4 separate regions of the Mus musculus genome follow, and all the other regions are linked to region 1. The links are chromatin loops, found by intact Hi-C in ENCODE. Cell type or tissue: left cerebral cortex. All regions are shown on one strand.

Region 1 (8,000 bases):
GTCATCATCATCATCGTCATCATCGTCATCATCATCGTCTTCACGTTTCCGTTTCAGTGCATTTGCTGACTCGGCTGTATTCTGTGATACCATATTAGTAGTAATAAGAATGTTTTTGGACCCAATTAACGATGGATTAATAAGAACATTCTGAACTGTTGATGTTGCAGGTATAGAAGCTTTTACAGCAGGGGACTGAGAAGCAGGCATCTGTACTGTAAACCTCTGTCCTGTGAGGGACATTGGGGTGCCTACTTTAGTTGAAACAGACATGGTTTGTGGAGTCGGTGTACCTAGGGTGGGAGTACTTGGTCTACTAGAAACTGAACCAACACTTAACCTTGGAACTGTTATTCTTCCTGCAGGAGCAGGTGCCTTTTTCTGTAAAGACTTAAGCCTATAGTTTGGGGCAGTTAAGCAATACCTATCAGGTGGCAATCTAGGACCTGAATATGGCTTGATCAGTGGCAAAGGGGTTTGATTTCTTTGTCGTGCAATATCTAATAAGAAATCTCTCGGGGGTGGAGAAGTGAAAGACTGGTCAGCACGGCACTGGATTGCCAGTCGTACGTCATCTGCATCAACAGTAGCTTTCTTAGCATGGCTGGAATAAATTTTAGCATCATCTAGAATTGTTGTCACATATCGGAAGGCAAACTCCAGCATCTGATTTATAACTCTTGGCTCATATTCTGTAATCCCCATATCCTTCAGGATTTGTGCCATCATCTGTGCATCTTTCGGCATGCTCTTGGGAGACGCCATCTTGCCAGACTCCATGATATCCGCTGATCAGACTTTAGGTCATTTAAAAAAAATATGGAAATTAGATCAAACCGAAATAGTTACTTCAGTAGCAACTGCTAGGAATTTAAAATTTTCAAATGTTTTAAAACTTTAAAAAATATATTTAAAATACAAAACATCAACCTTTTTTTCTAATTAAGCATATTTAAACCTCCCTTTGGTTAAATACTAAATTCCTTCTCTGAATGTAGACTATAAAAAGGATGACACAAATAAGTTAAATAATAAAAGATTAGGGGAAAACAGGATAAAATAAGTAAAACTACCACACTTTATATGCAATGAGTCTGGGCATGCAACTGTCAAAATGATTTTTAAAAAATAACATAGTCATGTTCTAATGGTTTGAGTTCACAGTAACCTGTCCTTCCTGAGAGATCAGTATGTCTCGTATAGTCATTTAAAATCACTCAAACCTTTGTGTCTGCTGAACACAGCATTTTCCCTCTTCTTCATATTCAGATCTTATCTATCGAGTCTCCTAACAGAAACTCTCCTAATTATTACTCTTTGCAACAATTCTAGTTATTTTGGGTTAGGGAAGGGAAAATGTCCAAAATAACCATGTGATGCTACTATCTGCTATACATGTGACACTTTTTCTTTCTCAGGTCCCTAGCACAACAGAACTGCTTACTACCAGGATCCTTCTGCTTTCTGGACCTCTAGCAACACTTAGCAGGACTAACACTCTATTACCTGACTTAAAAACAAAAACGCAACATCAAAGTGACCCTTACCTTCTCGAGCTAGATCTCCCACGTTAACGTACTTCAGGCCTGATCTTGATGCAAGTTCTTTGCCTAGTGTGGTTTTTCCAACCCCTGGTGTACCTGTAAGATTAGACACAGAAAAATACTGTTCAAATACTACTTATTTGTCAGCCATCTTCTGCCCTTAAGGTTCTTAACTGATATAAAGCCTGGTATGGTGGTGTACGTCTTTAATCCCAGCACTTGGGGCAGAGGCAGGTGAGAGTCTCTGGGGCTTCAAGACCAGACTAGGCTACACAGTGTCAGGACAGCCAGGGCCACATAGGAAAGCCCTATCTCAAAACCAAACCAAACCAACCAACCAAAAAATTCTCCAGAAATTACTGTCTACTAGTGTCTATATCCTAATCTCCAGGGATAGGACTGCAGCAATTTTGATGCCAATTCTGCCTGCCAACAACAAAATTCCCAGCATAAAATTAGACACCTTGCCGGGCGTGGTGGCCCATGCCTTTAATCACAGCACTCGGGAGGCAGAGGCAGGCGGATTTCTGAGTTCAAGGCCAGCCTGGTCTACAAAGTAAGTTCCAAGACAGCTTGAGCTATACAGAGAAACCCGGTCTTAAAAAAACAAACAAACAAAAAAACAAAACAAAAAAATTAGGCACCTCAAATACACTATTATCACTTATTGCGTTAATAAAAAGCTTAAAAAACATTCAATGGGCCGGGCATGGTGGCGCACGCCTTTAATCCCAGCACTGGGGAGGCAGAGGCAGGTGGATTTCTGAGTTCGAGGCCATCCTGGTCTACAGAGTGAGTTCCAGGACAGCCAGGGCTACACAGAGAAACCCTGTCTCGAAAAACCAAAACCAAACCAAACCAAAACCAAAACAAACAAACAAACAAAAAAACCAAACAAACCCCCACCCCCCAAAAAAACATTCAATGGGGCTGGAGAGATGGCTCAGCAGTTGAGAGCACCAACTGCTCTTCCAAAGGTCGTGAGTTCAAATCCCAGCAACCACATGGTGGCTCACAACCATCCTTAATAAGATCTGATGCCCTCTTCTGGGGTGTCTGAAGACAGCTACAGTGTACTTACATATAATAAATAAATCTTAAAAAAAAAAATTCAATGGAAAAAAAGTTTAGTATGAGCAATACCATTACTACCATTTCCCCTAACAGAAATACCTTCCCCAGAGGGAGCTACTTTAAACCAGTTTCTTACTTAACTTTCTATGTGTTTGTGTGTATCTAAGGGATACTTGGTGTGTATTTAAGTAAGTGTATACATACACACTGTATATATCCACACAGCATAGATACCCTTATAAATGACACTATACATAGTTTGCTTTTCTCCTTTTACAGCTAATACCCTCCACTTCCCCCTGTTTTTGTTTTTTTTCGAGACAGGGTTTCTCTGTGTAGCCCTGACTGTCCTGGAACTCACTCTGTAGACCAGGCTGGCCTCGAACTCAGAAATCCGCCTGCCTCTGCCTCCCAAGTGCTGGGATTAAAGGCTTGTGCCACCACTGCCCTGCTTATAGCTAATACCCTTAAGACAATCAAATGCATAATGTTCAAACTTATGTCAACTTGAACATTGTAAGAAATCCTGAAAAATCATGTCTCTATAGTCAAAAAAAATATACTTCCACTGTAAGAACACATCAATCCCAACTCTTACTCAGCGCTCGTGAACCCTTTCTGTATTCAACACTCCCATTCAGATCTACAGAGTTCTTATGATGTAACTCTTGTCCGTCCCTCCCCACTGCTTTCCCCCCTCCCGCCAACCGGCACGGTTCTAGGTTGGCCTTTGACTTCTCATCCTCCCTAGTATTGGAATAACAGACATATGCCACCCCATCTAGTCTATGTTGTTCTGGGGACCTGATTCCAGGGCTTCCTGCCTACTAGTGAGTAGTCTACCAACTGATCTACAGCATTCTCTGCAGCCTACTGGCTTCAGAATCTGAAAGCCCCAAGAAACTGTCTGGCCATGCAAATCAGATATTGTAAAATGTTCCTAAGGAATCTCAAAGCTAAAGCCTGCAGAGCTAAGACAGACAACAACCTCACCTGATTCGTTACCTGACAAAACAGCAGCTGAACTTTTTTCAGTAAAGTGATGGCATCTTTATCTATATCCATCCCATCTTTGTACAACTGGCCTATGACGCTACTAAACGCTACAACTTAACCTTTCTTATTAAAGCTCCGAAACGTCCCACCCACGATCAGCTCCAGATCACCACAAACGCTCAGAAACCTTAACACTGAAACAACAACAAAGCCCGTGGCGCGAACCGAACAAAGTAACAGTTCATTAGTCACGTCTCTTCACAAGCATCCCAAAAATCATCTACAGAAACCTTTCGGGAAGTGTTTCTCAAAAGCAAAGGGGTATCTAAAAATAAAAAATAAAATAAGAAGGTGACGACCAAGAAGGCCCAAAGACTGGGGTACCCACCATCACCACATCTCCTAACGGCTAAAAACTGCCTCACCGCACCTCGATTTTTAAAAACCCCAAGCCCGACCGCGACAAAGGCTCAGCAGCCCGTTCTCCAGGCAAAGATACCAGATTGACAAAGGCCAAGCGTCCGGCGGAGCGACGGGGCAGCGGGAGAGCAGGAGCCGGCCTGCCGCTCTCCCTCTCCTCGGCGCGGCGTCTGACCAACCGAACCGCCGCCTCCGCCGCTTCCCCCGCCCCCCACCCCAACGGTCGCGAGCGCCGGGTCCTGACGCGCCAGCCGACACGGCACGCCGCGCGGCCTGCGGAGCGCCCCCGGGACCTCACAGCCCTCGGCAAACCCCGGCCCGGCCCGACCCGACCCCGTTGCGCGCCCTAACCGGTGAGCAGGATATTCGGAAGCTTCATAGTCCTCCTTCCCCTGCAGCCAAAGCCTCCGCTCACGCGCCCGCCCCGACGCGCTTGCCAGGGAGGAACCGGAAAGGGCGGGCGTGCGTGCGGAGGGGCGGTCTCGTGCGCCTGTACGCGGCTAGGTTCCCTCGAGGCCCTCCGCCGGGCTCGCACGCACTCAGACCCTACCTCGGCACGCACCAGGAACTCCGCTGGCCTCGGGTCCTACGCTTCCATCTAATGGTGGGAAGCCGGGCCCCGAGACCCGCCTGCGTTTCGGGTCAGGCAGTGCGCTGGACGCCTACGTCCCTTGCTCGCTTGCCGGCCCCTCCCCTCTGGCTGCGTCGCGGAAGCGCCGTCCGTGAGGAAGGTCCCCAGGAGGCGGGCCCTCCAACAGCCTGCGGCTGAGCCGGGAGGGCTGGGTGGCGAAGTACAGCCCCGGTTCTCCGCTTTTTTCCGCCCGCGAGGGGACGCAGCTCCCGGAAAGTAAGGACGCCGCGGCTTCCGCTTGATTTATTAATATCCCAGAGGCGTGAGGTCAGCTGTGTCTTCACGCATACCTGGGCTGTGTCCTTCCCGGCCCGCCCTCCAGTCTGGACTGGTGTAGGATGTAGGTGAGGAGCCCTGGCCTGGAGCCATGGTGCGAGGTGTCAGCTCCGCTCACTGGTGATTGCAGAAACACCTAAGGACTGACGTGTGAGCTTTGTGTCCCTGTCCCCTGTGCAGTGTGTGAGGTGGAGGTGGATAGGCTAGGGGTAGTGTTGAAGTTCTCGTTATCTCCGGCGCGTTTCCCGAGCCTGATATCATCAGAGACGGTTGTTTGTTTATCGAAGGAGGTGACTGTCAGTCTTGTTTTCAAAGAGCCCTGATCATTGAGCATCTTTCATTTCGACAACTATAATTTCTTAAGCAGACGTTTTTGTGTCCCTTTGAAAGGTCAGGCCATAATCCTAAATTAGATAGGAGAAGATGATTTGTTTTATTGGGTGCCAAAGTTTTCAGCGTGTGGGCTTGTGTGTACCTACAACTCTAAAATAGATGGGTGCACCTTCCAATATATACATTTATCCAAAGTGACTAATGAGTCTCATTTCATTTTTTCCCCCTTAAATTGTAAATCCACAGTACTTGGTAGCATGACATGAAATACAATTTTCAGCATAAAAATAAAAATGTTTATATGGGATTAGTTTTTCTTTATAATAAAAGGTAAGTGCACAAATATATGGTTTTTCTGTTTCATTCATCGTTGAGTTTTTTTTTTTAAGATTTATTTATTTATTATATGTAAGTACACTGTAGCTGTCTTTAGACACTCCAGAAGAGGGTGTCAGATCTTGTTACAGATGGTTGTGAGCCACCATGTGGTTGCTGGGATTTGAACTCAGAACCTTCGGAAGAGCAGTCAGTGAGTGTTCTTAACCGCTGAGCCATCTCTCCAGCCCCATCATTGAGTTTTTATGAACAGCTTTTATTTATATTATACCATCATAGATAGATTATCTGATTAAATTGTAATCATTTAAAATTTACTTTAAGATTTTAACATCTTTATTTGAGCCCTTATTTCTTGGTTGATTATGTATTTTGGTATTAATCCTGTATTTACAGTTTTTTTTTAAATAATTTGAGCTGTTTTTCTTTTTTCCCCAAGGTGAATTATACTTCAACATACTCTAAATTGTATGCTACTGATGGGAACTGTTAAAGTTTATAATGTCAGAAACTTTCCTTAGACCAAAGGTGTCTTCCACAAAGGTATGATATACATAAAATGGTCATGTGGTGATTGCCTAAAGAAAATGAGAAAAGTTTGTTTGTTCTCAGTGCTTTATGCCTGTCAAAGTAGTGATAGTCCAGTGTCTGTTACAATCAGTGATCTGAAGTCTGGTAAGCTGCAAAACAACTATAACCATAATTATGAAAAGCCTCCTTTTTTTCTTTTCTTTAATTTTCTTTTCTTCTCTCTTTTACTTTTTCAAAACAGTTTCTTTTTGTAGACTTGGATATCTTGGAACTCAATTTTAGATCTGGCTGGCCTCTGTCTTCTGAGTGCTGGGATTAAGGGCTTGAACCACTACGCCCAGTTTTGAAAAAGCATTTGTAATTCCAGTTACTCTTAAGAGATACATATGTGGTTGTTGGCTAGCTTAACCACAGGCTCTACCTGATGTTCAGTCAGTGTGTCCTTTTTCAGCAAGATAGGAATTGTGAGGAAGTGTAGACTCATGCAAGAGAACTGGGAGCCGTTTCCCTAAGGGAACTCTAATTTTTTTTCTGATTTCTTTTTTTTTTTTTTTTAAAGATTTATTTATTTATTATATGTAAGTACACTGTAGCTGTCTTCAGATACCCCAGAAGAGGGCATCAGAGCTTGTTACAGATGGTTGTGAGCCACCATGTGGTTGCTGGGATTTGAACTCCGGACCTCTGGAAGAGCAGTCGGGTGCTCTAACCCACTGAGCCATCTCACCAGCCCTTTTTTTCTGATTTCAAGTAAATTATATAACTTTGCTGTTTTTCTTTCTCACGGTAGATGGAAGTAAGAAATAAAAGTACAACGTGTATAAATAACATACAAATCAATATTGTCTTCAGAAGGTTTAGTATAAAACTATTTTCATGCACTTTTAAATATAGCAGGAAGAAAATGATTATAGTATCATTGTCAATCCTTTGACATAGAAGAAATGAGTCAGGTGGCTATGACAACATTTTTTTCTTTCTGTACATCTTCTTTCTTCTACTTCTGATAATATTTTTGACCCTTTGACCAAAGGGTGACGTGTGGATTAGATTGATAAAATAGTTATCAGTCCACATTTCTTCCCATAAGCCTTATTCTCAATTTCAGTTTTGGAGTCTGTCTGTGAGAGGAATATTATCTAACAAGGAGTTCACAACTATAAGTTCCCTCCTTTTCTGATCTCCCTCCTCTTCCATCTCAGACATCGAGACTGAAGCCAGGGCGTAGCGACGTCAGATGAGCATTCTATTGCTAAACCATGTTGCTAACGGAAGCAGAGGATCCTTTAAGAGAGTGTATTCTTGTTTCCCCATTAGTTAGGCAGGAAATTTCGAAAACCACGTGATATGTTAGATTTTTCTAACGTAATAGAGTATTAAAATCCACTCTTAGGGTGCTGGAGAGATTGCTCAGCAGTTAAGAGCTCTTCCAGAGGACCAAGGTTCAATTCCTAGACCCACATGGCAACTTATAACTGTAAGTCCAGTTCCAGTGGGTCTGACACATCTCGTGCAGATATACATTGCAGGCGAAACACAGTGCACATTAAAAAAAATCCATTTTTAAACTTTTGTTTGTTTGATTTTAAGTTTTTGAGTCAGGTTCTCATGTGGGCCAGTGTATTTTCAAACCTGCTGCTCTCCTCTCAAATGCTGGAGTTAGAAGTTAGTGCTGCCATGCCTAGACATTTAGAAAATTTCATTATCTTAAAACCTTTTTAGTACTGTTATTTTAGGTTAAAATTGCTTGATTTGACATTTTTATATGCATTTATGAAGGTTTTTATTTTTATTTATTCATTTTGTTTTTTTTTTTTTTTTTGAGACAGGGTTTCTCTGTAGCCCTAGCTCTTCTAGTA
Region 2 (8,000 bases), 160 kb before region 1:
TCTCTGTAGCCCCTAATGCTTTGTTGATATTACTATGCCTGCTCACATTTAGAAGGAAGTACATTGCTAACATTGTATGTCTTAACTGCTCTTAAAATAATCTGAAGAATTTATCTCTGTGGCTTCCTATTTGTTATACTATAAACCTATATAAACATGATAATGTTAGCTGTCATTTTTCATTTAATATCGATATGGGGTTTTTTGGATTTTTTTGTTTGTTTTGGGGTTTTTGTTTTGTTTTGTTTTGTTTTTATGTTCCTCTCAAGCCATGCTTGGTGGTAACATGCCTGTACTCCTAGCACTCTGGATTGTCAATGCAAGGCCAGCCTGGGCTACCTAATGAGATCCTGTTCAAAAAGAAAAGGGAAAACCATTTTCCTGGCATTTGTGTATTATCATGCTAGGACTTAACTGTTACAATTACAGAGCAAAACATCGTTTCTCTCTTCTCTTCCAGACAAGAGGGGCTGCTTTTTTCATTATTGCTGTGATCTGCTTACTGCTTTTCGACAATGATGATCTCATGGCAAAGATGGCTGAACACCGTATCCTTTTGCACCACACTGGAGTTCCCTAAAGTGTAGGAGAAAAATAGAAGCTGAGTGAGAAATGGTGGAAAGAAATTTAACTCAACAGACACAAGTGTCACTTCCATAGATTCATGTTAACATACTTAATCATGATTCAAGTAAAGAGTAAATTCACTCCAAGTTGAATATTTAGAATATACTCATTGTTCTCTACAGTGCTCATATTTTACAATGTCCTGATGCTAGAAGACAACAAAACGTTTAAATCCCTTGTCCTGGTTTTTACCTAAGTACTCTTGCCAGCTTGGGCTAACCCCATGAACCCAACTTGTAGTCAAGTATTTGTACTCTACTCTGTGACCTCCCTGATTTTCCCAGTCGTGCACCTTAGTCTGTTCTGCGGTCCTCACAGGACCAGTTTCCTTCTGATACTGATACTTAGTATCCTGAAGTTTATTAGTAAGCTGATAGCAGTTTACTGTATATTATAAGTTTACTTTGTTATACTGAGATGAGCTCCAGGTTGCTTCTGATCCATGTAACTCTGGACACACCCTCCTGATGGCTGTTCAATTTGCTGGGGCCTGTGTGGTCCTGCTCTGTAAAGACGGCAAGTTCAAGACTGAAGATGCAGCCTAGGTTCTGTGGGACATGAGTAGACCAAGGAGATGCTGTGCCTGCACGTGTATCTTGTAGGCTAAGAACCAAATGTTTTCACCGCCTCAAGTTCTGTCATAGGTGGAGGCAACAGTACTCATAGAAGCCAGGCCGGCTAGTGTTCAAGAGTCTTTTTGGCTGTGTTTTAAGGCTCTGGCTCAAAAGCCAACAGGAGGAAAAGGACAAAAAAATGAAAGAACTATAGACCATTCCAATTTATAAATTATATTTTTAGAATTAAATTGTTTTGATTTCAAGAGTAATATGCTACTAAGGATAGTTGAATTTGCCATACCCAGACTAGTTTGTAGCTAGAAACAAAGTAGCTAGAATTTACATGGGACTTGCGCTTTGGGGGTTGGGATTTGGAGTATTCTCCTTTACTCGAGTTTCCTCAGCGGAAGGACATCATGATAGTGCTCTAACTCACATGCTCTATACAGCCATTGCCTTTTTAGGGGTGGCAGATCACAAGGTACGTTCGTTTTGTTGCAAATGTGATTGGAAGGTCACAGCAGCTATAACTTGGGAGAGTGGGGGACTGTCACGGCACTCTGGTGGAGTCAGCTTGACAAAGCGAAAGCTGGGAAGCTGGTTCATGAAGCAAAGGGTTTCAAGGAAACTCCCTTCCCGGGGGCCTGGCATTTTCTCCCTAATCTATATAAACCATAAAATTAATTTTTCCATTCCCGCATTAGTCTAGTGTATAGATTCACGTGCACTCTATTAAGCATTACCTTATAGTAAATGCCTTCTAAGATTGTATTCTAACATAGCTAAAGCCTTTTCCCAGTGTTCTTAGACTCCAGATAGCAGCAAGGAGCTTAACCCATTCAGTAGCTAATAAAGCACTAGCCATTAATTTAGTGTCTGAAAATAGAGTCTAATATTCTCACTGAAATAGAAATTTGTATTAGAGACTACATTCCATGCCAAGAGCAAATTAGTATACTATACTGAAAATGGGCAGTCTCCAGATATAGATAAGAATTAACAAGGCCTAGAGAATTTTGGGGTCAGTGACACTACATTAGCCTTGAGGCGTATCAAGAGTTAACTACCCTGAGGCTTTTAACTCTTTGTGTAAAACTCTTGCCTGGCAGAAAGTGCTAATCTCTAATGTAAACATTTATCTGGTCCCTACAAATTCCCTTTGTAGTCACTCCCCTTGCATCTGTGCTAATCTCTAGTGTTATACATTTATCTGGTTCCTTTTGAAGTCACTCCTTTTGCACCTAGAAAAATTCAATGTGCCTTGTTCTGCAATTTATTCTGTATTATAAAAGTCTGATGCTCGACTGGAAAATTACATTCAGATCCAACACCATTCTCGCGTGTTTGGCTGTCTGTCACGCCATCCTAATCTTGCCCATCTACTCTAGAGACTCTTTTCTACTCAGGCATAGGGTCTGCGGCAGGGGACAGGACCTTGTGTAGCCCAGGCTGTCGAGAACCTGATGCGTAGCCAGAGATGACCCTCCTACCTTTACCTCTAAACCTGCATCACAGTGGAGTCTATAATTCTTAAATTTCATTTATACCTAACACATGCTGTTACTCCTAGCACTGAGGAGACAAGAGGATCTCTAATTCCAGGCCAGCCTGGGCTACATCATCAATACTGTCCAAAAACTATATTTAAACTAACTTATCTCAGGGCTGAAGAGATGGCTCAGCCGTTAAGAGCTTTTGCTGTTCTCCACAGGACTTGTTTGATCCCCTGCACCCACATGGCAGCTCACAACCATCTGTAACTCTAGTCCCAGGGGAACCAGTGCACCAGGCATGCAGGTGGTGTACAGACATACATGTAGACAAAACATTGTACACATAACACTTTTTTTTTTTTTTTTTTGTTTTTCGAGACAGGGTTTCTCTGTGCAGCCCTGGCTGTCCTGGAACTCACTTTGTAGACCAGGCTGGCCTCAAACTCAGAAATCTGCCTGCCTCTGCCTTCCAAGTGCTACGATTAAAGGTGTGTGCCACCACGCCCAGTTCACATGACACTTTTAAAACATGAAAATTTATCAGAGCATAATTGTTTCTCAGCCCTACCAAGTACAGAGTGCATAGCTCAGTGATAGGAGTGTTTCCTGTCCTGGGCAAACCAGCACAGATCCTTAGCACTATAAAGTTACGATGCTAAGGTTACTACTAAATACAAAACACTGCCTGTCATTTACATAATTAAATAATTGAGGGTATGGGAAGGGGCTGGGGAAATAGTTCCATTGCTTCAGATATATATTCAAGAATTGAACAATGGCGGCTGAAGCTATGGCTCAGTGGTTAAGAGTGCTTACTGGTCTTACAAAAAGGACCTGTTCCCAGCACCTGAAAACCATCGGTAACTCCAGTTACAGGAGGTCTCTGGCCTCTTCTGCCCTCCGGTGTGTGCACTTACGCTTGTGCACACACGTGCAAAGACTCATTTTATACACACACACATAACACAGTGCAAGGAATGTAGATCAGTGGGTAGAGTGCCTGCCTAACATGTACAGGGTCCTTGGTTCAGTCCTCCATATTAGGAAACAAAGAAAGGCAGACAGATCTCTGAGTTTGAGGTCACCCTGGGCTTCACAGCAAGTTCTAAGCCAGCTGTGGCTGCATAGTGAGGCTCGTCTCAAAATTTTAAATAACGTAAATCTGTAGGGAGATGAGTATGACAGACAGTATGTGTGGTTTTAATGAGACTTTTGTCGTTTCACTCATAGGGTGGAGTACTCTTGCTGGTGCTGGCTTTATGTTGTAAAGTTGGTTTTCATACGGCTTCCAGAAAGCTCTCTATAGATGTTGGTGGAGCTAAGCGCCTTCAGGCCTTATCTCAGCTTGTTTCTGTGTTTCTCCTGTGCCCATGGGTGATTGTTCTTTCTGTGACGACTGAGGTAAGGCTGAGAGTTACTGGTAACAAGTAAAGTGAGTTACTATTGGAAAGAAATTTCAATTCAGACATTTTTTTCAGGCTTTATGGGACAGGTTTTCTCTGTGTGGCCTTGGCTGTCCTGTAATTTGCTCCATAGACCAGGGCGGCCCCAACCTCTGCCTCCCAGGTGCTGGGACTAAAGGCAAGTGCTGCCACCACCACTTGGCTTAGTTCCAAATTTTTTTAATCTAAGACTGACAATGGCTTAAATTATCCTTGCTTTTTCTTTAGTCCCCCCCCCCATTGGAGTTAATTTTAATTGTTTATAAAAGTGTAAGTCAAATACTCTTATATTTGCATATAATTTACATTCTTATGATCCAAAGGCACCTGTGAAGAAAACTCAGTTAATCTTAAACTCAGAGATTTTGGCTACTTATTATTTATAAAATTCAGCAACAGTGGGGGTTTGTTGTTAATACCCTGGAGAACCCTGGGAAAATGTACCACTATTTTGTGACTCTTACATGCTGGCATTTTGTGACTCATACTGAGCCTGAGTATTTCTGTTTGTGTATACGCTGATGAGCTTTGTCTCTGTAGAACACTGACTGTGGGTTGTGGTGTTTGTGTTTTTCTCTTCTAGAGTAAGGTTGAGTCTTGGTTCTCTCTCATCATGCCTTTCACCACAGTCATCTTTTTTGTCATGATCCTGGATTTCTATATGGATTCTGTTTGTTCAGTCAAAATGGACGTGTCCAAATGTGCCCGCTATGGGTCCTTTCCCATTTTTATTAGTGCCCTCCTGTTTGGAAATTTCTGGACACACCCAATAACAGACCAACTCCGGGCTATGAACAGAGCAGCACACCAGGAGAGCACAGAGCACGTCCTGTCTGGAGGAGTGGTAGTGAGCGCTGTGTTCTTCATTTTGTGTAAGCATTTGCCCAAATTTTTATTTTCATTAATCTACTTTTATGGTTTCTGATGTTTAAGCCTTCAGTTTAGAAATTGTTGAGCACTTACAATTTAGTACTCAATTTAGAAAGTGACCGTGTTGGTGGCTTAAACATTCAAAACATGCATACCATTCTCTTTTTTCTCTTTGTAGCGGCCAACATTCTATCATCTCCCTCTAAGAGAGGACAGAAAGGTACCCTTATTGGATATTCTCCTGAAGGAACACCACTCTATCACTTCATGGGGGACGCTTTTCAGCACAGCTCTCAGTCGGTGCCTAGGTTCATTAAGGACTCACTAAAGCAGGTTCTCGAGGAGAGCGACTCTAGGCAGATCTTTTACTTCTTGTGCTTGAATCTGGTAAGATTGTTAAATAGCAGTGCTATATTTTTAAAGCACGGTGTTTTTATTTTGAGAGGATGTGTAATTTTAGTACTTTACAAGTTTCTGCTGAGTTTACATTTTTCTCTAGTTGGTAACAATGATCCTATTCAAACAAGGCAAACAATCTTTGCAGTATTGTAGAAATTCTGTGTTAAATCAGTAGTAGCTTGTAAGAGGCAGAGCTGCCTCGTAATAGGATGTCAGGATATACCACTGATGCTGACATTTTAGAGCCTCTTCTGTTGATTTCGACAGACATACAAATCAAACAACTGCCTTTTAGTTTGTAAAATGCCTAAATCTGGCTAGCTTGCTTACTTATAATCTATATGAAATACAGTTTCCAGCATTAAAGTTTTAAGCACATCTTCAAAGAAGGTTTGGGTAGAGGTTAAATTGTTATGATTAAAATCTAATAATTCTCTGCAGTGATGTGCTCCTCCCATAATCTATTAACCCTCTTTTCAGCTTTTTACCTTTGTGGAGTTGTTCTATGGCGTGCTAACCAACAGTCTAGGCCTGATCTCAGATGGATTTCACATGCTCTTTGACTGCTCGGCTTTGGTCATGGGACTGTTTGCTGCCCTGATGAGCCGCTGGAAAGCCACCCGGATTTTCTCCTATGGGTAGGTTGCTATCAGGGCACTGTTTCTTTCTTTTTTTTTTTTTCAAAGATGTATTTATTTATTATATGTACGTACATTGTAGCTGTCTTCAGACACTCCAGAAGAGGGAGTCAGATCTCATTACGGATAGTTGTGAGCCACCATGTGGTTGCTGGGATTTGAACTCTGGACCTTCAGAAGAGCAGTCGGGTGCTCTAACCCACTGAGCCATCTCACCAGCCCAGGGCACTGTTTCTTTATTACAGTGCAGAGTCCATCTTCAGAAACAGAATTGTATTACTTCCAATACAGATAATTTCAAATCTTCACTTGATAGGGAATTGAAGCTACACATTTGATTAATACTAAATGGCAATAGCTCAGGATTATTCTTCCTAACACATCTGTTAAGAGGCAAAAAGAAAAAAATACCACCAAAGATGTGTGCATTTTTGTTCACCATGTTTCTTTGGGGCCATGAAATATCCATAGCTATTATCCTTGTTAAAAGTATTCAAAATTTGAAGTGAGTATATATGAAAATATCCTCCATTATTGTCAGTAATTCAATAAATGTTATAATAACTGTAGTAAGACGTACTCTAATAAATCCACCCATAATTGATTGTTTATATTTTGGAAATCTTGTGTGGCTTCTGTTTTGTTTTGTATGTTGAGTGTTTGGCTGCACTGTGTGTGTGTGTGCGTGTGTGTGCGTGCGTGCATGTGTGTGTGTGTGTGTGTGTGTGTGTGTGTGTGCGTGTGTACCATATGCATGCCAAGTACCCACAGAGGCCAGAAGAGGCCGTCAGATCCTTGAGTCCCTAGGTGCAAAACAACAATTGCTCATAACTTCTGGCCCGTCTCTCCAGACCTAATTGTTTATATTTTGAAAACTGAATGAACCAAATATACAAATAGTTTTGGTACAGACAGAATCTGTGTGCCCTGAAAGATACAGTACATATTAGAGGTTTAGAGAGAAACAGTTGCTAAAAAGTTAGATAAGGCTCTTTGTAAGTAGGGCATAAAGAAGGATTTTGTATATATAAAATTTTACAATGTTTAATACTATTTTTAATATTACTATTATTCGTATTTTAAATTTTGATAATTTTACAGTATTAGTATAAAAAGCTGGGCTTGTTTCCTCACTTTTTATTATAAGCTTATAATGTTTATATTTTTAAAATATTTGTCATTTCTTTTCTAAAAAATATTATGTGTTTTTAGGTATGGCCGAATAGAGATTCTCTCTGGCTTTATTAATGGGCTTTTTCTGATCGTGATAGCATTTTTTGTGTTTATGGAATCAGTGGCTAGACTGATCGATCCTCCGGAACTAGACACAAACATGCTGACAGTAAGTCTTCCTTCTCCTGTTTAAGCTTCCACTTGGACGGCTTTTCCTTACCAAGGTTAGCTAGTTACCATATAGTATAGTTTAAATTTTGTTTAGATCAGCATAACTTCATTCTTAGTGCACTGTCTCCTTTATGTACTGTTTCACTTTCTGTGGTTTTGGTAACTAGTTTATCATGGTCTATTAAATGAAAAATCCTTTAAATAAATTTGAGGTTTTTGGTTTTTTGGTTTTTTTGAGATAGAGTTTCTTTCTCTGTGTAGCCCTGGCTGTCCTGGAACTCACTTTGTAGACCAGGCTGGCCTCAAACTCAAAAATCCGCCTGCCTCTGCCTCCCAAGTGCTGGGATTAAAGGCGTGCGCCACCACACCCAGCTCTAAATTTGAGGTTTTAAGTGATTGCATACATACCTTTAATCCCAGCACTTTGGAGATGGTCAGAAGAACTCTGGCTTTTTTGGTGCATTGCATTGTTGCAGTGGGTCTATTCCATTACTTTTGCTTTTAGTCTCCTAGGCCTGACTTGTACTTTATCATAAGTGTGTGTATGTAGAACAAACACTGCATATTGGGCAGTGTGTACCATTCATAGCTCAGGCACACAGTGAGATCTTAAAATTTATGCCTCGACAA
Region 3 (8,000 bases), 550 kb after region 1:
AAATACTTATTTATTAATGAAGTCTTGATCTGTAACTTTAGCTGGCTTGGAACTAGCTATTTAGAACAGGCTGTTTTCAAACTCATGTAGTTCCCCTGTCTCAGCCTTGGCCTCTGGAGTGATGAAATTACAAGCATGTGCTATTATTACTCCTGGCATTTTGAGATGTCGTGAGCATCTACATCTATTTGATGCTCAGTACTAAACTGCACTCCCACCTTCTTCAGGTTTCCTGTGTTTGTTCTCTCTCTCTCTCTCTCTCTCTCTCTCTCTCTCTCTCTCTCTCTCTCTTCTGAAAAGGTTTCATGTAGCAGAGGCTGGTTTGCAATCTGATACCTATTTTCCTTGTCAAGTTGCCCTACTGCCAGTACCGCAGGACTCTTCCATCACCCTTGAAATCTCATCATATTTAATATATTCTTGTTGATCTTGTTCATTTATTTTGTATTTTCTCCTCTGTAACATACAATGTCTTATTTATTGCTCCGTTGATATCTCTGGAAGCAATAAATTTTGCAACATTCGTGTGCAAAATGTGGAGTATAATCATTTTTGACAGTTTTTATTTTAAAGTGTACAAAAGCCCATATAGTGGATGTCCTGTGAAGTGTTTCATGGCTTCTCTTTGCGATTTCCTCACACAGAATTTCAACCTTTTTTTTTACTCAATTAAAAATTTCTTGGCGGAGGTTGGGGGTTGGACAGATGGCTCAGTAGATCCATTTCCTGCTCTTCCAGTAGGTCCTAGTTTTGGTTCCCAGCACCAGCATCAGGAGTCTGATAACTACCTGTAACTTTTCAGTCTCCCGCAAACTCGCTCTCTCCATACTCATAGTTAAAACTTTTTTTTTTCCTAGCAGGGTATGGTAGCCTATACATACCTGTAATCTCAACATTGAGCCCGTGCAGGCAGGAGGATCAAGAGTTGAAGGGCAGCCTTAGCTATAAGAGGCCCTGTCTCAAAAACCCTAAAACAAACAGGTTCTATGCTCTGGGGATGCACTGGTGCTAAGGCACTACTCTCATACTATTTTATCTTATTGTAATTTTGAGGTAAGTCTTGTCAGATAGTCCAGGGCTCGGAACTTGTGACCTCTTTATTTCGGTTTCTCCAGTGCTGGGATTGCAGGCACGCACCACCATGCTCTGCATTCTTGCACACTTTGACTCTTCTCGAAAACTCCTTAATAGTTCATAAAAGATTCAGTTAAGTAGGTTGGGGATGGACGTTCCATGGCAGTGTGCATGCCGAGAATGCAGGGTTTGTGAGGGATCCTGGGTTCAAACCCTAGCACCACTGGCGAGAAATTAAAAGTTTGAGCCGGGCAGGCAGGGGTGGCGCACGCTTTTAATCCCAGCACTTGGGAGGCAGAGGTAGGCAGATTTCTGAGTTCGAGGCCAGCCTGGTCGACAGAGTGAGTTCCAGGACAGCCAGGGCTACACAGAGAAACCCTGTCTCGAAACGGCCCCCCCCCCAAAAAAAAAAAAAAAAAAGTTTGACCTGGAGGATTCAGCTGCTTCCGCTCTCTCTTTTCAACAACTCCCAAGGTCTTACAAAGGAAAGAATATCTGTCTTCGAATCAAAAAAAAAAAAAAAAAAAAAAATCTCTGGTTTACAGGTAACCGAAGCTACAGAGCGTTGCAGTTGCTATGGCTCCCGGCGCCCGGAGTCTGACGTCATCGTCGGCGCCGAATGATTACGCATTGCTTCCGGCGCCTTTCGCGAGCCGGGACGCGGGGAGGAGAAACTTAGCTTTTAGTGTGGCAGGGTCATGAAGAGGAGGCGGTGGCGGGAGAGCGGAGGAGGCGGAGGGGGCGCAAAACTGCGGTAGCCAGCGCTGGACTGGTGGTTGTGGACGTGTGGGAGGGTGAGAGTGTCAGCCTGCGGGCAGCGGCCGGGGCTCTGGGCTGAGCGCGGCCGCGGAGCCGCCGCTCTCGGCCCCCTGGCTCCGCCATGTTCCGCAGGGCACGCCTTAGCGTGAAGCCAAATGTCAGGCCTGGTGTAGGGACCAGGGGCTCCGCCGCTCCCAATCCCCAGCGTGGACCAGAGGCTCCCAGGCCTCCGGAGCCTGCCACCGAGTCAGCTCCGAAGCCAGCGGAGCCCACAGATGTGCCTGCAGTGGATTCCGGGGGAGCAGAACCCCAGGAACAGGCTCCCGGGAGCAGGTAAGGTCTTCTATCAAGCTGAGCTGTTGGATTTTTACCACGGAGCACCTCTCCTGCAACAAGCTTTTGATTTGAGCTGGATGAAACCACTTCTAGTTGTAGTTTTATTCCGTGATCTGAGGGTGCGACTACTATGACTCTGTCACGATCTTAAGATTCCCGAGGAGACAGTGTCTTGCCTTATCTTACAGAGATGGGAATCCAGGCTTAAGGATTTTGAAGTCAAGAATGTAGACGCACCATCACTTGGAAATTTAATTAATTGTCCTGGAGTACTTTACACTGAAAGCACTTTGGGATTTTCATTTTGTGGATATTTATTTTTGAAAGGAGAGCACCAGTGCTGATTTTTTTTCCTCCCTCCACGCGGTGATGCGGTTGAACCCAAGGCCTCATGGAGTGTTAGGTAAACGCCCTGCCCCTGAGTCAAAGGGAAGAGGCTTAGGTTACTTATTTTGGTTCGAGTGCATACTTCTTTATTGTAACTACGTTTCCTGAATCAAGACGCCTGGCTTTAGTGACAAATACCACATTTGAATTTAGGACGCTCCTACTTAGCTTAGCAAGTTTAAGTAGGTTGTTCTCAGAGAAAATTTGTTCCTGGTGTCAAGTTAGTACCTCCTTTAGGACAATATTGTGAGATCAGATAGGATTACATAAACTGCCTTACATGCCACATGGTAGAATAGTTCCCCCAAATTTACTAAAAAAAAAAATTTGATTACTTTCAAAAAAAGGTGATGAGACCGAGTATGGTGTCACAACTTTAGTCCTAGCAATAGGGAGGCAGAGGCCACCCTGCTTTAGGACAGTCAGCCCCATAGTGAGAACCCGTCTCAAAAAACAAAACAGTGGAGAAAGGTGATGGTACAAATTAAATATGTGACGGGTTAATATGGTGACTGTAGTGTTTTATAATATACAGAGGAAAAAGCCAGTAAGTAATCACATTAAGTGACAGGGAGATGGTACAATTTATGTTTGCATAGTAACAGCATTTCTTCTGTTAATCAGAGTTTGTGCTGTGTGTTATTTTGGCATTCCAATTATGCACCATGATTTCAACATTTTTTTTTTTAAACTTGGATCTGTTTGAAAATTTTCTGCTTAGAATAGAAATACCAGTATTGGTCACTGCTCCAAATTTGGAAAATTTTGTTAACTATATAGGAAGGCATAATGATTGATATTTTATAAATTCCCATAGGCCATAGTCCTGAGACATGCTTGAGAATATTTTAGTTGACAATTAGAGTACATCATATACTATGCATATAAACTATATGTGTGAATGTGTATATACATACACACATATAGTTTGTCTGTTTGGGGGGGACAAGATTTAACTATGTAGCTTTGACTTGCTGGAAGTCTCTTACCTCCTGAGTGCTGGCATTAAAAGCATGAGCCACCAGGCCCACCAAGTTTTTTGTTGTTGTTTTTAAGGTAGAGTTTCATCTAGCTCAGGTTGACCTAGAACTCTCCATGCATGAAAAGACACCTTTAAGTTTCTCATCCACCTGCTTTACCTTCTGAATGCTGAGATTACAGATATGTGCCATCATGCCTGGTGTATGTAGTGCTGAGTATGAAAGCCAGGGCTCTGCGTGCCATTCAGGCTCTGTGCCAGCTTAACTACATCCCTGGTCCTTGTTCCTTATTTGATGAGAGCATTCATTCGTTTTGCTAGTTGTAGAAACCAACGGAGTATACATTTAACATATAAGATGCCAGTGATTGATGTGTTACATTCTAAGAGCTACACTAGAGTTCTAGGGACCGAACCTCAGGGCCTCGAGCATGTCAGCCTGAGTTTTATCTATCTTCAGCTTTAAGGAGAGAGTTTAAAAGAGATAATGTTATATGTTAAAGCAGCTTCTGTTTTTATATGGAACTAATAAAATATGATAAAAGTACACTTAAATTATTCATTCTGTTTCCTTTTAAAATTATCTATTATTGTTGTTATTTTATGTGCATTGGTGTTTTTCCCATATTTATGTCTGTGTGAGGGTATTGGTTACCCTGGAACTGGAATTACAAACAGCTGCTCTGCTGGTTTTAGGAATTGAACCTGGGCCCCTCTGGAAGAACAGCCTTGCTCTTAACCACTGAATCATCTCTCCAGCCCCTATACTTCCTTTTTAACATTTTAAATTTCAACTAATACAAAGTAATTGTACATGTTATGGAGTACAATGTGTACAATGTGTTATTTCAATATGTATTTACAATGTGTCATGTTAATGGTATCACTTTAAAAGTTTATTATTTCTTTGTGTAAAGAGCATTTTAGATCATTATTATTATATATTTTGTTAAGGTTTTTTTTTTTTTTTAAATTTTATGTATATGAGTACACTGTTGCTGTCTTCAGACACTCCAGAAGAGGGCATCAGATCTCATTACAGATGCCTGTGAGCCACCATGTGGTTGCTGGGAATTGAACTCAGGACCTCTGGAAGAACAGTGCTCTTAACCACTGAGTCATCTCTCCAGCTCATTCTAGACTTTTTTAAAATAAAGATTTATTTATTTGCTTTACATGTGTGAGCACACTGTAGCTGTACAGATGGTTGTGAGCCTTCATGTGGTTGTTGGGAATTGCTCTGCTTGCTCTGGACCCCACTTGGCCCCTCTTGCTCTGGTCAACCCCGCTCTCTCAGTCCCCGCTTGTTCTGGCCCAAAGATTGATTGATTGATTGATTTTTGGTTTTTCAAGATAGGGTTTCTCTGTGTAGCCTTGGCTGTCTTGGAACTCACTCTGTAGACCAGGCTGGCCTCAAACTCAGAAATCCCCCTGCCTCTGCCTCCCGAGTGCTGGGATTAAAGGCGTGCGCCACCACTGCCCAGTGATTTATTATACATAAGTACATTGTAGCTGACTTTAAATGCACCAGAAGAAGGAGTCAGATCTCATTACGGGTTGTCGTGAGCCACCACGTGGTTGCTGGGATTTGAACTCAGGACTTTCGGATGAGCAGTCAGTGCTCTTAACCACTGAGCCATCTTGCCAGCCCCTAGATCTTTTTAATAACTCTCTTGTGTTAAAAAATGTTGTCAACCAAGTTATCCTACCACAATATAGTGCATTATTAGAAATAAATGTTAACTCTAGTCAGCTATATTCCTGTTCTCTTTCTTTTCCTTTTCTTGTCTGTTTGTTTCCTTTTCTATTTTGAGACAGGGTTTCACTGTGTAACTTTGGTGGCTCTGGAACTCTCTTTGTAGAGCAGCTGGGCTCAGTCCTGTATCTGCCTCCCCAGTGCTGTGACTAGAGGAGTGCGTCACCGTGCTGGGCTTTTTCTTACACTTTCTAAATGTTTTATGTATATGGGTGTTTTGCCTTTGTGTGTGTCAGTGCACCATATGCCTGGTGCCCATGGTAACTAGAAGACTTTGGATCTCCTGGAACTAGAGTTATAGACAGTTGTGAGCGGCTATCTGGGTACTGGAAATTGAACCCAAGTTTTATGGTAGAGCAGCCAGTGCTCTTAACCTTGAGTTCATGACTCCAGCTCCATTTCTGAGCGATTTATATCTAATCTGTACTATAGCCAATATTTGATTTAAAGTGATTAGATGCTTTGTTTGTTTGAGCTAGGGTCTCATGTAGCTTAAGTTAGCTTCAGACTCACTGTGTTGCTGAGGACAGTCTTGAACTTCCAATCCTTCTGCCTCCACTTCTGAGTATTGAGGTTACAGACACTTAGCAAAACAAAATCCAATTTTCTATCTAGTTATTAAAAATTGGCTTACTAAGCTTTGTTCTGTGACTTAATTTTGTGTTTGGGGGGTTTTTGGTTTTTTTTGGTACTTCAAAGAATTCAGCATATTGTTAATGTTTTCTATTGTGCTTAGGAACTAAGTTTGAAAAAGAATAACAATTTTCCTTAGAATTTACATATACTGTATTGATAATTTGTTTACCTCTTTTAAAAACAGGATTCATGTGTGTTTGTGAATACCACATGTGTGCAGGAGCCAGAAAGTGTCAGATCTTTGGAGTCAGAGTTACAGGTGTTTGTGAGCCACCTGATGTCAGAGCTGGGAAGTCTGAAAAGTAGACGTGCACCTAAGCCCAGAACCAGCTCTCTAGTCTCTGTTCGTTTGTTTTGAGACAGTCTTACCTAGTAGGTAGCTCAAGCTGGTTGTAGTTACTCATGGCAGTCGGTCTCCCTTAGCCCCAGTGCTAGGAATGGAAGTATGAGCTATCATTTAAAGCTGAGAAGGTTTTAAAGAAATGTTTATTGCAACTCTGTTATAATCAACATAACTCTGAAAAGTTACTGTTTCTTATGTTTGTTTTTCTTTTTGTTCAGTGAGACCTTGCTATCTTAAAACTAATATATAAAAGAGATGAGTCATGATGTCTCTTTTCTTTTTAATTCCAATAGTGATGAAAAGACTGGTGACAAAAATAATGCTGCAGAGTCCAGCACATTGTCCTCTGCTTCTTCACAGAGAAGAAAGCGAGTGTCAAGCACATCCAGTCTTGTTCAGCCTTCTGGCAGTGCCCCCTCACAGAGTCGCCCCTTATCTACAGTTGATCACGATGCACCACAGCCAAACCCTACTCCAGCTAAAGAGAAGCAGCCGTGTTCAGACAGATACCGAATCTATAAGGCCCGAAAACTGAGGGAGATGTTGAAAGAGGAACTGAGAAAGGAGAAGGTAAGTGAGTGAACTGTAGTCCAGTCCATCCTCCTGACCCAGCCTTGCTATGTACAGTTCAAGCCATCCTGACCCAGCCTTGCTATATACAATCCAAGCCATCCTCCTGACCCAGCCTTCCTATGTACAATCCAAGCCATCCTCCTGACCAGCCTTGCTATGTACAATCCAAGCCATCCTCCTGACCCAGCCTTGCTATGTACAATCCAAGCCATCCTCCTGACCCAGCCTTGCTATGTACAATCCAAGCCATCCTCCTGACCCAGCCTTCCTATAGTCCAGCCTTCTGATAGTTCAGTTGTATATTTGAGTTTAGTGCATCTGAAGTTAATCTGTTTATAAAATCTCTGTATATAGAAACAATGGAAAAACAAATTTTCTACAAATGAAAGCCAGAGGCCACCAGATCGTTCAAAAATGACTATGAGAGACTTCATATATTACCTTCCAGATAACAATCCAATGACGTAAGTAAAATTCATTTATGCTTTGTTTCATTGGGTATGTAATGACATGCCACTTTTAGAGTACAGTTTCATGTTCAGAAGCTTGTTGAATAATTTATAACATTTGTATTATCTCTTAAAGATAAAGTTTCTAACAAAATAAGTATGGATACATTTGGGTCTAAGCCTATGCAAGTAACTGCTCTCTAGGATGATAATGGTGTCCCTCTTTATCTCCTAGAGCTAAAGAGGCTTCTTGTTTTAGTTATTGGGCAGTAGTGTAATTTCTATTTCTTATGTGTTATAATGTGATATAAAGGAATATAGTTTTTATGCCCTATTTCATTGGTAATGGTGTAGTTTGGATCACAAGTGCTTCATGAACAAAGCTTTAATTCTTTAATGTTAGCCTGAGGTGGAAGGCAGACATCATAAATCTGTTTTTGGTGGTGTCGTAGGTGGCCTTAGCATAGTCTTCAGGATAGGCCTCTTTTGCATTCGCCAGGTCTTTGGCCATGTTGAAGAAGGTCTGGAGATGAGCCACCTAGCTTGCTTCATTTCCCAAGGCTGCCAATCTCTCTTCACTAAGGAGTTAGTGGGGGAAAAGTATTTCTTATTTAGGGCCCAGCAGGTTATTGGTTCTTGATGAGTTTTTAACTAAAAAATTCTTCCTATTGTTTGTTTTTGGCTGGTGTGTGCTGGGAATCAATCCGT
Region 4 (8,000 bases), 530 kb after region 1:
TGGGTCCCCAGCACCCACATAGCAACAAGGCAAGGCAGAACATATTCTTAGCCCTAGCACTGGGGAGATGGAGACAGGATCCCTGGGGCTCTGGCAGGCCAGGCTGGCTGAACCAGCAAGCTCCACGTTCACTGACACGATCTGCCCCAGAAAATAAGGTAGAGAGTGATTGAGGAAGATGCTCAGTGTAGACCTCTGGCTGCCACTGGCACTAGTTCCTTCCCACATACAGCACACATATGCACGCGCACACACACAAACATGCACGAATTATCTAAATACCATGCCCTCTAAGGGAAAATACTGCTACTTAGTACAAAACAAACAACAAAACACAACAAGCTAGTTAAGGTTCTTCTAGCCATAACCTAGCTTATAATACAATTCTTCTTAAGTTGACTTCTACTACTTACAACCAAAAGAGCCATACAAAGTGTTCACACTTTAACCCTGTACTATGCTCTGGGATAAACAAGGTGTGGTGGCTGGCACATTCCTGTAATCCCCCATCATTTATAGATGGAGGAACGAGGATGTGTGGAAGTCAGAAGCCAGCTTATAAGAGCAGCTCTTTCCTTCCTCTGTGTGGTCCTCATGCACACACTATAGTGTCATAAAAGTCTGTAAAAAGGAAAGTGTACCAGTTACATGCCAGCCAGCCATGGCAGTGCAGGGAGCCTCTTACTTCACTGTGCGTTTCCTCTTTCCAGACGCAGGCCCGGAAGCTCCTGGTTCACAGGAAAGCTATCCATTACTCAATGAAGAGTTAGGCTCCCCACACTCATTCCTGCCTACATATATATTTTTCTCAACAGAACATTTACCTTTCCTGGTCCTAATCCTGACCCTGGCATTGGGGGTGGTGGAGGAAGAAATGAGGTCCACGGAGCAGCTTTGGACTTGCTGTGTGCTTTACTTCTGAGCGATCTGGAGGAGTGTTCACTGTCGTCTGTGGAAACTTGACTTTCATTCTTTAAAAAGAAAAGGAAACATTGTATTATGCAAAGGCAGGGCACCGACAAGCATTCCTATGGCCCCGACCTTGCGTTCCAGCAAAAGGAGAACCAGAGAGAATGAGAATGTCATTCAACGCCTTCGTGCGTCAACGTGACAACTGATTCTAATGCTTTTTCCTTACTTAGTGTCCACTTTCAGGAATGGACATCTTTCGGGGCCTCACCTCCTGAGTGTTCTGTTCTGTACTATTAGCTACTTCACAGGTCGGGGAAAGTAGGTCAGATAAGTTTTGCTCCTCTCTGTTTCCATATCCAGTATAAACCACGACACAGGTTTCTCTCTTAAAGTCAATGGACGTAATAGTAGCTGGGTAAATGCAGCCGTCTTCTGACCAAACAGCAGAACACTTGTCACCAACTTTCCACTACAAAAGAAAAGAAAGTTATGGACACGCAACATTCCTTCTTCTGAAAAGAACAAACCATAACCCAGTTCTCCAAGTGTAATTCCAGTCCTCCCATTCACTTCATTATAAACACTGTTCTTAGTCACCTGCATCTCCTTTTCCCGGCCTGATGAATGGCTATAATGTATTCCACCACCGAAACGTGTCATTAAGAACAAAAGAGACCAAACGTGTATGACAAATCCAGTGTTCTTAGTCAAAGAAAAGCAAGTGTTCACCAAATGTAGACACCCTTTCCCTTTGGAAATAATGAATGGAAGGAGGCATCAAACTATTCACTTTACAAAAAAACTCAGAGAGAGAGAGAGAGAGAGAGAGAGAGAGAGAGAAAAGAAGAGAGGAGAGAATGAGACCTCTAGTCTATAGGGTTTTGTGCTGACTCAATGTGGGTCTGGTCAGGGACACACAGGCACACAGGCTGGGCCTGTAACCAGCCAGGTACTTTGCTGGTACACTATACCCCCAGGTCTTCTGCTTTCAATAGCAGACCCAGTTACCACAAGTTTTGAGTTACCCTAGTAATTTTTATAATTGTTGAACTTGTGTGTGTGTGTGGGGGGGGGGGGGGGGTTGAGTTGCATATCAGCTACACAGCACATACTCAGAATGCAGAGAGCTCTGGTTTTAATGCCCAGCCTGCACATGTGTGTGCGCACACGCCTGTGTGTGTATGTGTGCGTTTGCTAATTCATCCACAGCTCTGGGACACTCCAAACAGAAGCAGCATGCCGCCCCTCAGGCCGGGCAGGACCCTGGTTAAATCAATCTATCACCTGTTTCAAGGGAGTTGTGGCATTCTTCTTTTGGCTTTTATTCTTCTTGGCAGGTTTTCTTCTGGCTGTGCCTTTTGGCTTATCTGGAGTTTCACAAATGTCACCGTTCTTTAGAGCATGCTATGAAAACAGTAAATAAATAAATAAATAAATAAATAAGATCTATGTGTCATGGAGGGATATATTTTTAAAAAGTCACTACTTTCTAACATAACAGGTCCCACCACCTAAGAAAGCCTCAATGTGCTCAAGTTTATTTTTCTTCTCTCTCTTTCTTTACAAAATGTATGACCTGAGGAAATAAGGAAAAAAATGATTAACCATTTCATACCTTAAAGGAAGCCACAGCTTTATCATAAGCTTTTATCAATGCTGTATCATCCCAAATGTCAGAATCATCACTCTGAAGAGGGAGAAAAAATAAAAAATAAGTTATAGATAGATGTGCTTAATAAAAAACAGATAATAGGAAGTACTGGGGAAGTAGCTCAAAGTCCCTAGATCAACCCCCAGCAATGCCTACAGCCCAGACACTCAGAGTGTGTGTTACAGGCAGATACATTTCTAGAAAGTCACCACGCACGAACACAGAGATCCTAGCACCTAAGAAAGCCTCAATGTACTCAGTAGAAGCAGAGGACTGCCAAGGCAAAACTGGTCTGGGCTATAGTGGGTTCCCAGACAGCATAGACTACAACATAAAACTCTATCCCAACAAACAAACAAGCACACCAACAAACAAAAACAAAACCATGAACTACAAATTAAAATGGCTCATATCTATAATCTACAATCCCAATATCCCGGAGCTGGAGACAGTAGGGTTGCCAAGAGCTCCAGGCCAGTCTAGCATATTGAATTCCAGGCCAATTTAGGTTATGGAATGTGTCCCTGATTCAAATGGGGGCGGGAGGGGGGGCTGAGACGGGGCAATCTCCTTGAGTTTGATGCCAGCCTGGCTTACATGGAGAGTTCCAAGTCTCCTAAGGCTACCCTGTGAGACCTGTCTCAAAACAACAAAACAGCAACAAGAAAGAAGCTGCAATCAATAAGATTACCCCTGAGATTGTAAACATGACCCATCACCCTGGGCATGAAGAAGTTACCACGATGACAAATTAGCACAGGAACCTTGTGGTTTTAAGGAGAGAACCAGACCGCCAGGGCTCCCCTGAGGACAAAGGGCAAAGCTTTATTCAGAATAGGAATTGCTGGGCTGTCCCCCAAAGAAGGAAATGCAGCACTGCCCAAAGCTGCCCAGAATTCTCTTCTCCCACCCCAAGCCCCAAGCAGAAATCAGTTGCCATACCATAAGACGACCGAGGTCCTAATGTTTTAAACTTCGTTAGATGGAGTATGTTGTTTCCCAGGCTAGACTCAACTTCACATTCCTGCCTCAGGAGCTGGGACTGATCACATGCACAGTCCACCAACTTGGCTCTGATTTGCCCTCGTACTTACCAGTGTTTATCTTACTTCTACAGTCTCCCTGTAATTTAGGCTGGTCCGGAATTCACGCTGTAACCGAGGATCTTGAACTCCCGACCCTCCGGCCCCCATCTCCCAAGTGTTTGTGCATGTAATTATGCGTGCACCACCAACCCTGCCTCGGATCTGCTGTCGTATACATTTGAATGCAATGCAGTCAATAGCAACTTTCAACTACTCCGGGCAACTTTAGTTATCCCTCTCTCTCAAACTTTATCAACTGTTGTTTGCAACACTTGGTCTTTCCGGTTACAAAACTGGATCCAGAAAACCAGCATTTTAGTCTAAAGTCCCTGTGAACATCTTCATCCTGACCTAAATCTGGAGCTTTCCAATGGCTCCTATCTGGTTGCCTTGCTTCAGCCAGCCTGTCCCCGTTCCTGCACATCCCCTCACAGTCACACAGGACCAAAGCGTGGCTCACAGCCTCGCCGGCGCCCGAGCTGCACCAGGAGCCGCCTGCGGATGTGGCCCGAGCTCGCACCGCCTCGGTCTCGGGCAGCGCTCCGAGTGCTAGCGCCGAGCCGCGACCTCACCTGGCCGGTGCCACGCCGGAACAGCACCGTATCTTCCTGCTCGGAGCCCGCTCCGCCACTGCCCATCGCCATGGCCTGCTACCACGGACGCTGCCGGGCTCACTCAATGACGACTTCCGTCATGGGGCTTCTGGGACCGGAAGAGTACGGTGGCCCGGAGGCAGCCAGAGACCTCCTACACGCTTCCAACTCACTCCTCCCACATCTGTCTTTTCTCTTTCTCCCCTCCACCTGTCTTCTAGTTCTTTTTTTTTTTTTTAACCTTTCCCTCTGTTTTCTTCCAATTTATTTTCCTCCCTCCAGCCCTTTTCTTTTCATTTTTCAAGTCAGCCTCGCTATATAGCCTAGGCTGGCCTTTGCTACCTCAGCTTCCCGAGTTTGGGATGAACCTTCACAATAAGGGCATCCTGTGTTTGCTGGTTCTTGATGCACACACCAATTATTAGACGATGGGTTGGTATCGGGCCTTTTGCAGTGTTAGGTGTCTGTTTTGTAATGGGCCCAAGGTTGAGGTAAGGGGAGTCGACCATTTCCTTCATCTGGCATATCTGGTAAATTCCTGAGTCTGATTTTCCTGATAGAATTTCGATATCCCATGTGCCACCATAGTTTTGATTTATCCCAATAAATTTACAGATTGACTCAGGAATAAGCCACCTATCAGCCTGTAGAAAACAAACAAAAAACTAGATAAGTCCTGGCAGATGGTGCTATTTCTGGTGTACCCAGAGGTTTCAGTCACCTCCCTCAAGATGGAGTCAGAAGCTGCTTGTAGGGTGGAGTTTCCAGAGGCAAGCAGGTATGAGTTGGGGCCAGCCTGGTCTACATACGAAGTTCCAGGCCAGTCAGAGGTTTGCAGCGAGCCCCTGTCTCAAACTATGATGGACTCTCCCAGGGCAGGGCACAGCCTGGCAAAACCCACTGTTTTCTACAATTTAGGGGATCTTGGAATAGGGCATAGACAATAGGGCATCCCAAAAGCGCCCAGTGAGATTTGTGGGTTCTTGTGTTCCAGGATTTAACAAAATAAAATTGGACCAGGGGCACACTGATAGTGATGTGGGTGTAGATCGTTTGTTAAGAGAATGTTCCCAGCTGCGGACATGGACAGAGTATCTGGGAAACACATCCTACTGAGCTGGTAAAAGGCAGAGTGCCTTAGCTAAATTAGGGGATATTTACCCAACAGAACACTGAAACAATGTCTCAAAACCACAAAAACCTGCAATTTAAAAAAATGAGGAGGCGGTGACATCTTCGGCTCCAGAAAACCGGCCACCTTCCTGGCCAAAGCAACACAGCTTCTGGGAAAGATCCTGTTTTGGGCCTTCATCTTCAGCCAGGAGGAGGTCCAAACACCAGATAACTGTGCACCTTCCCTAAAAGAGGAGAGCTTGCCTGCAGAGACTGCTCTGACCACTGAAACTCAGAGGAGAGAGCTAGTCTCCCACGTCTGCTAGTAGAGGGTAACAAAATCAACAGAGGAACAATCTCTAAACAAAGACAACTATAACAACTAACTCCAGAGATAGCCAGATGGCGAAAGGTAAACGTAAGAATCCTACTAACAGGAACCAAGACCACTCACCATCATCAGAACCCAGCACTCCCACTTCGCCCAGTCCAGGGCATCCTAACACACCTGAAAAGGTAGACCTGGATTTAAAAGCATTTCACATGATGATGGTAGAGGACATAAAGAAGGAATTTAATAACTCACTTAAAGAAATACAGGAGAACACTGCTAAAGAGTTACAAGTCCTTAAAGAAAAACAGGAAAACACAACCAAACAGGTAGAAGTCCTTATAGAAAAACCGGAAAACACATCCAAACAGGTGATAGAAATGAACAAAACCATACTAGACCTAAAAAGGGAAGTAGACACAATAAAGAAAACCCAAAGTGAGGCAACGCTGAAGATAGAAACCCTAGGAAAGAAATCTGGAACCATAGATGCCAGCATCAGCAACAGAATACAAGAGATGGAAGAGAGAATCTCAGGTGCAGAAGATTCCATAGAGAACATCGGCACAACAATCAAAGAAAATGGAAAATGCAAAAAGATCTTAACTCAAAACATCCAGGAAATCCAGGACACAATGAGAAGACCAAACCTACGGATAATAGGAGTGGATGAGAATGAAGATTTTCAACTCAAAGGACCAGCAAACATCTTCAACAAAATTATTGAAGAAAACTTCCCAAATCTAAAGAAAGAGATGACCATGAACATACAAGAAGCCTACAGAACTCCAAATAGACTGGACCAGAAAAGAAATTCCTCCCGACACATAATAATCAGAACATCAAATGCACTAAATAAAGATAGAATACTAAAAGCAGTAAGGGAAAAAGGTCAAGTAACATATAAAGGCAACCCTATCAGAATTACACTAGATTTTTCACCAGAGACAATGAAAGCCAGAAGAGCCTGGACAGATGTTATACAGACACTAAGAGAACACAAATTCCAGCCCAGACTACTATACCCAGCCAAACTCTCAATTACCATAGATGGAGAAACCAAAGTATTCCACGACAAAACTAAATTCACCCATTATCTCTCCACGAATCCAGCCCTTCAAAGGATAATAACAGAAAAAAACCAATACAAGGACGGGAACCACGCCCTAGAAAAAACAAGAAGATAATCCCTCAACAAAACTAAAAGAAGACAGCCACAAGAACAGAACACCAACTTTAACAACAAAAATAACAGGAAGCAACAATTACTTTTCCTTAATATCTCTTAATATCAATGGTCTCAACTCCCCAATAAAAAGACATAGACTAACAGACTGGCTACACAAACAAGACCCAACATTCTGCTGCTTACAGGAAACCCATCTCAGGGAAAAAGACAGACACTACCTCAGAGTGAAAGGCTGGAAAACAATTTTCCAAGCAAATGGTCTGAAGAAACAAGCTGGAGTAGCCATTTTAATATCTGATAAAATCGACTTCCAACCCAAAGTTATCAAAAAGGACAAGGAGGGACACTTCATACTCATCAAAGATAAAATCCTCCAAGAGGAACTCTCAATTCTGAATATCTACGCTCCAAATGCAAGGGCAGCCACATTCATTAAAGACACTTTAGTAAAGCTCAAAGCACACGTTGCATCTGACACAATAAAGGTGGGAGACTTCAACACACCACTTTCATCAATGGACAGATCGTGGAAACAGAAACTAAACAGGGACACAGTGAAACTAACAGAAGTTATGAAACGAATGGACCTGACAGATATCTACAGAACATTTTATCCTAAAACAAAAGGATATACCTTCTTCTCAGCACTTCACGGGACCTTCTCCAAATTTGACCATATAATTGGTCACAAAACAGGCCTCAACAGATACAAAAATATTGAAATTGTCCCATGTATCCTATCAGACCACCATGGCCTAAGACTGATCTTCAATAACAACATAAATAATGGAAAGCCAACATTCACGTGGAAACTGAACAACACTCTTCTCAATGATACCTTGGTCAAGGAAGGAATAAAGAAAGAAATTAAAGACTTTTTAGAGTTTAATGAAAATGAAGCCACAACGTACCCAAAACCTATGGGACACAATGAAAGCATTTCTAAGAGGGAAACTCATAGCTCTGAGTGCCTCCAAGAAGAAACGGGAGAGAGCACATAATAGCAGCTTGACAACACATCTAAAAGCTCTAGAAAAAAAAAGGAAGCAAATTCACCCAAGAGGAGTAGATGGCAGGAAATAATCAAACTCAGGGGTGAAATCAACCAAGTGGAAACAAGAAGAAC

What was found. Peaks named below come from ENCODE experiments on the same cell type or tissue, not always from the same donor. Only the 100,000 strongest peaks of a DNase experiment are listed, where the experiment ranks them.
Region 2: it touches region 1 in a loop (2.7-fold over the local background); 3 of 42 quality-filtered maps call a loop at or near these places.
Region 3: a loop joins it to region 1, with 5 times the contacts of the local background. A loop is called at or near these places in 11 of 42 quality-filtered maps.
Region 4: it touches region 1 in a loop (3-fold over the local background); 7 of 42 quality-filtered maps call a loop at or near these places.

The regions. Positions count from the first base shown.
Region 1 is chr13:100,647,831-100,655,830 of GRCm38, reverse strand. Rad17 (RAD17 checkpoint clamp loader component) reads left to right here and starts at 4,770. Exons shown (of 17, transcript NM_001044371.2): 1 at 4,770-4,881; 2 at 6,050-6,153. The coding sequence starts at 6,112. It overlaps Ak6 (adenylate kinase 6), which reads right to left and starts at 4,488. Exons shown (of 5, transcript NM_027592.3): 1 at 4,386-4,488; 2 at 1,548-1,640. The coding sequence starts at 4,413. It overlaps Taf9 (TATA-box binding protein associated factor 9), which reads right to left and starts at 4,488. Exons shown (of 3, transcript NM_027139.5): 1 at 4,386-4,488; 2 at 1,548-1,640; 3 at 1-797. The coding sequence starts at 780. In left cerebral cortex, a CTCF peak has its summit at 4,847; DNase peaks (open chromatin) are centred at 3,824, 4,282 and 4,734; H3K4me3 peaks cover 2,569 bases; H3K27ac peaks cover 1,309 bases.
Region 2 is chr13:100,810,674-100,818,673 of GRCm38, reverse strand. It overlaps Slc30a5 (solute carrier family 30 (zinc transporter), member 5), which reads left to right. Exons shown (of 16, transcript NM_022885.2): 6 at 461-548; 7 at 1,589-1,665; 8 at 3,908-4,078; 9 at 4,703-4,991; 10 at 5,168-5,376; 11 at 5,869-6,026; 12 at 7,239-7,368. Among named protein-coding and RNA genes, the nearest start is that of Slc30a5, 19 kb to the left of the region's middle. In left cerebral cortex, no CTCF peak of the experiment used is centred here; no DNase peak of the experiment used is centred here.
Region 3 is chr13:100,097,793-100,105,792 of GRCm38, reverse strand. It overlaps Bdp1 (B double prime 1, subunit of RNA polymerase III transcription initiation factor IIIB), which reads left to right and starts at 1,723. Exons shown (of 39, transcript NM_001081061.1): 1 at 1,723-2,166; 2 at 6,564-6,840; 3 at 7,198-7,307. The coding sequence starts at 1,955. In left cerebral cortex, a CTCF peak has its summit at 4,546 (motif pointing right); DNase peaks (open chromatin) are centred at 1,702, 2,115 and 5,494; H3K4me3 peaks cover 2,738 bases; H3K27ac peaks cover 710 bases.
Region 4 is chr13:100,121,186-100,129,185 of GRCm38, reverse strand. It overlaps Smn1 (survival motor neuron 1), which reads right to left and starts at 4,331. Exons shown (of 9, transcript NM_011420.2): 1 at 4,221-4,331; 2 at 2,528-2,599; 3 at 2,197-2,316; 4 at 1,181-1,381; 5 at 825-971. The coding sequence starts at 4,292. In left cerebral cortex, no CTCF peak of the experiment used is centred here; DNase peaks (open chromatin) are centred at 4,349, 4,688 and 4,950; H3K4me3 peaks cover 1,639 bases; H3K27ac peaks cover 532 bases.